Regions from separate parts of the Homo sapiens genome. Here regions 2 and 3 are each linked to region 1. Evidence: read pairs that join two places in POLR2A ChIA-PET (ENCODE). Cell type or tissue: CD4-positive, alpha-beta T cell. All regions are shown on one strand.

What was found. ChIA-PET counts read pairs that join two places held together with the same protein. Peaks named below come from ENCODE experiments on the same cell type or tissue, not always from the same donor. Only the 100,000 strongest peaks of a DNase experiment are listed, where the experiment ranks them.
Region 2: POLR2A ChIA-PET joins it to region 1 with 7 read pairs; 9 of 35 experiments call an interaction of 5 or more read pairs at or near these places.
Region 3: POLR2A ChIA-PET joins it to region 1 with 6 read pairs; 3 of 35 experiments call an interaction of 5 or more read pairs at or near these places.

The regions. Positions count from the first base shown.
Region 1 is chr9:93,143,158-93,145,657 of GRCh38, forward strand. All of the region lies in intron 1 of LOC124902212 (a long non-coding RNA gene), which reads left to right. Among named protein-coding and RNA genes, the nearest start is that of NINJ1, 10 kb to the left of the region's middle. RefSeq lists enhancers at 1-667, 668-1,540, 1,128-1,267. In CD4-positive, alpha-beta T cell, no CTCF peak of the experiment used is centred here; a DNase peak (open chromatin) is centred at 1,014; H3K27ac peaks cover 1,819 bases.
Region 2 is chr9:93,027,040-93,029,539 of GRCh38, forward strand. The region is part of intron 14 of FGD3 (FYVE, RhoGEF and PH domain containing 3); the gene reads left to right. Among named protein-coding and RNA genes, the nearest start is that of SUSD3, 30 kb to the right of the region's middle. RefSeq lists enhancers at 1,986-2,487, 2,488-2,500. In CD4-positive, alpha-beta T cell, no CTCF peak of the experiment used is centred here; a DNase peak (open chromatin) is centred at 1,532; H3K4me3 peaks cover 1,565 bases; H3K27ac peaks cover 2,500 bases.
Region 3 is chr9:93,479,676-93,482,175 of GRCh38, forward strand. The region is part of intron 3 of FAM120A (family with sequence similarity 120 member A); the gene reads left to right. Among named protein-coding and RNA genes, the nearest start is that of FAM120AOS, 27 kb to the left of the region's middle. In CD4-positive, alpha-beta T cell, no CTCF peak of the experiment used is centred here; no DNase peak of the experiment used is centred here.

The DNA of each region.
Region 1 (2,500 bases):
AAAAAAAAGATACATCATCTGGGACAATAACCTTGAAAAGCAGGGGTCCCAGACGACCTTATTTGCAGAGAATGCGACTGCAGACGGCAAGCAGGGGGGCATGCCCTTCGCTCTCTGTCCTCTGCTCTTTGCCCCGGCCACTGTCGGCCTCATCTGAAGGCCACCTGTGCCTCACGGTCTGAAAACGCTGGTTTCCACAGCTGCTTCTCCTTCCAAATTTCCCTGGAGTCTTGCTTTGGTGGCGAACCTCTGGTTCTATTCCTTCCTTTTAACTGAAGCCTATAGGAAAAATTTGGAAGTTGAAATATGCCAGTCCAAGGAAGGTGGACGTGGAGTTCTGAGGGTGGGGGTGCTGCCAGGGAAGTGGCACTGTGCAGGGGACCGCCCCTGGGACCCCCTGGTTCCTGTCAAGAGCAGGTAGGGGCTGGGCGCGGTGGCTCACGCCTATAATCCCAGCACTTTGGGAGGTCAAGGAGAGTGGATCACCTAAGGTCAGGAGTTCAAGACCAGCTGACCAACATGGTGAAACCCCGTCTCTACTAAAAATACAAAAATTAGCTGGGCGTGGTGGCAGGCGCCTATAATCCCAGGTATTCAGGAGGCTGAGGCAGGAGAATAGCTTGAACCCAGGAGGCAGAGGTTGCAGTGAGCTGAGATCGCACCACTGCACTCCAGCCTGGGCGACAGAGCGAGACTCTGTCTACACACACACACACACACACACAGACACACACACACACACAGATCAGGTAGGATGTGAGGTGTGTCCTCATGGCCGGACATGGGGTGGGTGGGGCCAAACAACCACAGGGACTCGTCCTGTGGCCACTGCTGCTCAGGAAGTGGATCCCAAGGAGCAGAGTCGCCAGACCCCTCAGTTCCCAGCTCCACATTTAAGGCAGGTCTGGCCATGAGCCAGGCCTCTGCATGTGACCTGGGGCCTCACTGTGGCATGGCTGCCTGTCCCACCTGTGGATGTTGCCTGTGCTGTGTAGAAGCCACATAGCCTCCGGGGCGGCTCCCCAGAATGCCACATTTCCTGTCTCTGGCTCTGATGGCGTCTAGGCTGGCAGGGGTCCCGGCCCCAGCAGTACTGTTGCCGGGCAGAGCTCAGGGCCACGTGCAGTTGGGTCTGGCTGAGAGCATCTCATGGGTTTATGAGAACCCTTCCAGCACAAAGGGGCATTTATCAGGCAGGGATGGCATGTCTTGGTCTGAACACAGGAAACACAGAAATAGCCTTTCACAGAGTGCCAGCAGGGCTGGGCTCGCCTGCTGTGGAGGGTGTCGGCTTTCCAACTCCTTCTCCAAGCTGTGCGACCCGTCCATGTTCCCCTGTGAGTTGTTCTGTCCCAGACAGGGCATTCCCTGAGAACGCTCCTGCTGCAACTGGAGGGAGAGAGGCAGGGAGGGGAAAGGGGAAGACTTGCAGGGAGAAGGAAGAAGGGAGACAGATGGAGACAGACAGAAGGAGGGATGGAAGAAATGAGAGAGAGAGAGGGAGGGAGATGGAAACATAGATTGTCTCCACTGTGACACCCTGCCTCCATGGTTCTCCATGATGGGAATGGAATTCATGTCTCACCTGGCAGCAAGGGTCTCCACAATATGACTTCACCTTCTTTCTCTTAGTAAGGCGAGAGCAGACAGGCAGACACTCCAGGAAGTAACTGATGTGTCCCTGAAAATGCCTGTCTTTCCCAGCTTGTACAACTTTGCTTGTGTTATTTCTTCTGCCTATAATGACTCTCAAAATATCCAGATTGCAAAAGAATTAAGCCCCTTTTGATACCTATAAATAATTTCTATCATTGTAATATACTAAAAACCAATGATAGTAAGGTTTTGGAGAGGTAAAAAGCAGTCTCGTTGCCAGTACAGAGATTGAAGATTCAAAGGCTTCACTAATTAGGATGTGTTTTTCTCTCACATGAAAAAAGCCTGGATATAGGCAATCTAAGGCCAGCATGGTACCCCCGTAATTTTTTTTTTTTTGAGATGGAGTTTCACTCAGGCTGGAGTGCAATGGTGCAATCTCAGCTCACTGCAACCTCTGCCCCCGGGTTCAAGTGATTCTCCTTTCTCAGCCTCCCAGGTAGTTGGGATTACAGGTGCCTGCTGCCCCACCCAGCTATTTTTTTTTTTTTTGTATTTTTAGTAAAGACAGGTTTCCATCATGTTGGCCAGGTTGGTCTCGACCTCCTGACCTCAAGTGATCCAGCCACCTTGGCCTCCCATAGTGCTGGGATTACAGGCCTGAGCCACCGTGCCTGGCCTGTTTCTTTTTTTTTTTTTTTTTTTGAGACGGAGTCTCACTCTGTCGCCCAGTCTGGAGTGCAGTGGTGTGATCTTGGCTCACTGTAAGCTCCGCCTTCCGGGTTCACACCATTCTCCTGCCTCAGCCTCCTGAGTAGCTGGGACTACAGGTGCCCGCCACCACACCCAGCTAATTTTTTGTATTTTTTAGTAGAGAACGGGGTTTCACCGTATTAGCCAGAAT
Region 2 (2,500 bases), 120 kb before region 1:
TTGGGTGTGAGAGAAACTGCAGAGGGAGCCCAGGCCGCCTCACCTGTGTCTTTGGAGCAAGGCCCATTCAACAGAGGTGCCGGGGGCTGCAGCACAGCGAGTGAGAGTCCCTGTCACCCTCAAGCCAGCCCTGCCCTTGGGCTCCTGTGCCAAGCAGGACAGGTGCTGGGGGGACCTGCAGGTGGGCCAATGAACGGGGACCACAAACCAGGCCACACAGCTGGAAGTGCCCGGCCAGAATTTGCACAGAGGCACTGGTGTCAGTTTGTTGGGGCTGCCAGAACAAAATACTACCTGAGGCTGAAGTCTGAGATCAAGGTGTGGGTAGGGTTGGTTTATCCTGAGGCCTCACCTTGGCTTGGAGATGTCAGTTTCCTCCTTGTTTCCACACATGGTCTTCCCTCTGTGTCTCTGTGTCCTCATCTCTTCTTATAAAGACACCAGTAAGATTGAATCAGGGCCCAACCTGAGACCTCATTTTAACTTAATGTCTCTTTAAAGGCCCTGTCTCCAAATATAGTCACATTCAGAGTTACTGGGAATTATATTTTCAACATACGAATTTGGGGGGACATAGTTCAGCCCATCACAGCCTCCAATGCTTATGCCCAATCTGAGCCACCCCTTTCTTGCTTCTTCACCCCCAACCAGTTCAGTTCATCTTTTTCTTTCTTTCTTTTTTTTTTTTTTTTTTTTTTGAGTTGGGATCTTGCTGTGCTCTCCAGGCTGGAGTGCAATGGTGTGATCACAACTCACTGTAGCCTTGACCTCCCAGGCTCAAGCGATCCTCCTACCTAAGCCCCCCAAATATCTGGGACTACAGGCACGTGCCACCACATCAGCTAATTTTTTGGATTTTTGTTGAGACGGGGTCTCACTATGTCGCCCAGATTGGTCTCGAACTTCTGGCCTCAAGCAACCCTCCCGCCTCAGCCTCCCAAAGTGCTGGAATTACATGTGCGAGCCACTGCGCCTGGGCCTCCTTCTCCTTAAACCTGAAGAGTTTATGTTAAACTTTTTTTAAGCGTATGTTGTTTAGCATTTTCCTAAGGCAGTTTTGGACCCATACAAGTGGGGATAACCGCAATGAGTATCCCTCCCCAGCTCCAGAAACCTCAGCCTGGTGCTGTTCTTATGGCCCCTCAGCCCCTAGCCCCGACACACACACACACACACACGCACACACACACACACACACCCCAATTTTCTGTAATATTTTAAAGCATATCCCAGACCTCTTTTTATTCTGCTCAGCTACAGTAATGGTAAGCTTATTTTAGGTAGTTTTCTTTTAAACAGGAAAAAAAAAAAAAAAGAAAGAAAAACACCTGCAGGCTTCAGTTTCCCTGACTGGAGAGGTTGAGATAAACATTTCTAGTGGCAGTTCCAGCTCTGACATCCTGGGGAACTCGATACATATCTTTGCCTTTTCCTAAAGTCTTCTTAACAGTGGTTTCGGCACCCATAACAAAGTGTCTCAAGGGAGGCACCTCCTCCCCAGAGAGGAAATGCTGGGTGTGGACCAAGCTTCAAAAGCCCAGGAAGTTATTTCATCAAATGATGGGGCCTTTCCAGGGGTTGCAGGCTATTGTAACAGGAAACGGTAATTAGCAACTTGCCAAACGCAGTCGGGGTTTTATGTACTGTGATGAGGCTTACGACCCAGGGACCAGTCACCCATCCCATTTTACAGGTGAGGAAACTGAGGCTCAGAAAGGAGAGGTGAGTCATCCAGGGTTGCAGGGCTGACAGGAGGCAGGAGACTGGGGTCTCTCCACCTGGCACTGTTCATAATCAGACAGGGAAACCAAGGCTGGACTGGGCAGCCCCAGGCTACACCTGCTCCAGCCTCCACACCACCCTCCTCTGTAGGCAGTTCAGGCACAGGAGACAGAGGAGGGTACAGCCCCTGACCCTGGCCTCAGCTCTTCATGGCTTCCTCACATGTCCTCACAGTTTTTTTTTTTTTTTTTTTTTTTTTTTTTTTTTTTTTTTTTTGAGACAGAATCTCGCTCTATAGCCCAGGCTGGGGTGCAATGGCGGGATCTCAGTTCACTGCATCACTGCAACCAACCTCCGCCTCCTGGGTTGAAGCAATTCTCCTGCCTCAGCCTCCCGAGTAGCTGGGATTACAGGCACCCACTACCACTACCATGCCCGGCTATTTTTTGTATATTTTTTAGTAGAGGTGGAGTTTCACCATGTTGGCCAGGCTGGTCTCAAACTCCTGACCTCAAGTGATCTGCCCACCTCAGCCTCCCAAAGTGCTGGGATTACAGGCATGAGCCACTGCGTCCAGCCTCCCCCTAAAATGTTGCCATGCTTGTCTGCACACTCAGGCATGTGGGTGCACACCTATATTCATCCATGTGGCGTGCCTGGAGGGTGTGGCCCGCGGTGCCCAGTATAGAGCAGGCGCATGGCCACACGGCTCCAGTTGCAGACAGGGATGCCCCCGTCCCCAGGGCTGCAGGCCATGGCTGTGCTGCCCACTGCCCAC
Region 3 (2,500 bases), 340 kb after region 1:
AATCTTCAGTATGTTGGCAGCACTATGAATTTTTGTTTTCTTTATAAGTAGCATCCTTAGACTCATCTTTTAAACATGTGTCTTTACCAATTTCACTACATGCATTCATTCATTCACTGTAAATTTTTAACTCTCTGACTGTCATCGAACCAGCTACATCAGTTAGAAATTGTGAAGTCCTCCCTGACTGTCCACAGCCCTGGTTGTGTTGAAAGAATAGCACGTCTGCTTTGGGGCTCTGCGGGCTCAGAAGCACAAGGGAGAACAACTGTTAAATCATTGGGTAATATCTGCAGAGAGGAAAGCTAGGATGGGAGCCAAATTCTGTTTTGTCCTGCCTTATTAGTTAGTAGTAGATCGTGCTTATTACTAGATTATGAATGCAATGTTAGACATACTCAGAACCTAAAATTGGTAGAAGACAGTAGGAAATAGGATGTAAGGTGACTTCTTCATACCTCAATGGTAACCTTAAGAGCTGCTAGTAAGGTGGGCATTGAATTTCTTAGGTTTAGATGCAAAGACTACTTCATTTATGTTCAGAACACTTGGGCCATTTCATGTAACATGTAAAATTGTAGGATGGGGTTAGGGGTCAGATAGCTTCTAAGATGTGGTCAATTCTATAATGAGAGAAAGAAAACAAGAGTTATGTGTTACTCCCTATTCCTCGGGAGACCTGCTGTTGGGATTCCTTGCTGCAGTCCCGGAGATGCCTGGAGGCTGGGCTGGAGTGCGACCTCTGTCTCTACCCAGGCCCAGGTCCTGCAGAACAGGGAGCCTGGCAGCAGATGATACAGAGCAGGCTGGGCCAGGATGGGTAAAACCCCAGGGCTGCACAGACACCCAAGCCTGAGGCTGCGTTTATCTTACTTTGCTCTAAGTAAGTTACTCTGTTTGATTGGAAACATAAGAGAATCTTTTATGTACCTGGAAGAGTTGAGATACACTCCTGGAATGCCTCCCAAACAATGGGGAAGGCATTCCAGGAGTGCATCTCATTTCCTCGCTCATTTAAACTTTTTCCAATGGCAATATTTCTTAAAAGGGTCATATCTTTAATAAGGAAAATACATTGAATATCCTTTCAATGTGTTTTTGGACTCAGTGTTATAATTAGGAAGATTTGTGATTGTATTTACAGTAATGAAAAGTGGGCTGGATGCATATTGGTCTTTCGAAGAGGCTCCCACTGTTTGTGTTGCTCTGGGCCGCTGTGCTCCTTTCATGGTTTTAGTGTGGCTGGCAGTGTTGCATGAGAGAAATGGAAGGCGTCAGGCAGCCTGGTACCCAGAGAGCTGAGCCTGCAGAGCATGGGCTCCAGTCCCAAGCCCAGCCTCTGTTTCCCTTCAGGTGGTGCCCCCATGCCTGCCTCCTCCTGTGCCCTGGGAGTGGCTGGCCATTCGGTCTGCCTGGACATAAGGTTTAGTGAGCCTGTGGGTGCCCTGCATAGCTGGTGTGGCCTGTACTCATCAGAGGCGGCCTGCGGCTGTGGCAGTCCACCCTGGGCAGGGCCCCCTGGCTGTAGACATGTGCTAAGTGAGCAGTTTTTCAAAATGTGACTTTTGGGGTTTTAAAAATTGTATGATTTTGTGTCCTAACTGGTTACGGGAATTTTTTATTTTGGGTGGGCATTTTGTTGTTTTAATTTTTAAAAATGTTTTATAGATGTTTGCTGGCTTTATTTTTTTAAAAAAACATGTTTCTTGTTGCCTCTGGTTTTCTTGAATCTTGGGTTTTTAAACACTTTACAGAAGGCTTTTTGTCACTTGGGTGTTCTACATCCTATTGACCTCGTATTTGGGTATAATAACATTTAAGTTGGACCTGTTTAGTTTCAGGTCATTGTATTCATTTTAGTGGTTTTTGTGTTCCTTAACTTCATATTCAATTTCATATATTTTGAGTTTCCATCCATGCCAGTTGTTTGTGATGGCCAAGTATTCCCAACCACTGAGCCCTTCGAGCTCCTTTTGCCTCCTTGTCTGGGACACCCCAGCTTGCAGATTTTATATGGACTGATCCTTTCCTGAGACTTCACTACCAGCAGTTCTACTTTCTAGTTAGGTTTAGTCGGTTTTACTCTGTTTACACTGCAGTTCCCAGTCTTTTTGAAAGACCCCTTTTCTGCATGGTGAGCCTCCCCTAGAAGTACTTGTCCTCCCCCAGCCCTTTCTGACCCCATCAGCTGGTTATCCTAGGGCCAGGCTGGGTCCTGGGCCAGGCTGCACCCTCATTCATGGAACGCCATCTTCTCTGTATGATCCTCTCTTGGAGCTTCCCCTAAAGTACTCTTCTTGCTTTCTTCTACATCATCTTAGGAGCTCCCTCTAATTCCTAGCCCTGGCATTTCTTCCTTTTGATTTAAATGTCTTTGTGTATTTATCACCTTACCACTCTGATTCACTTATTTTGGTAATCTTTTACCAGCATTATCTTTCCCTGAGGCACCCGTATACCGGGGGCAATCTATCAGGCTGTATCAAGAAAACTTTTAGAT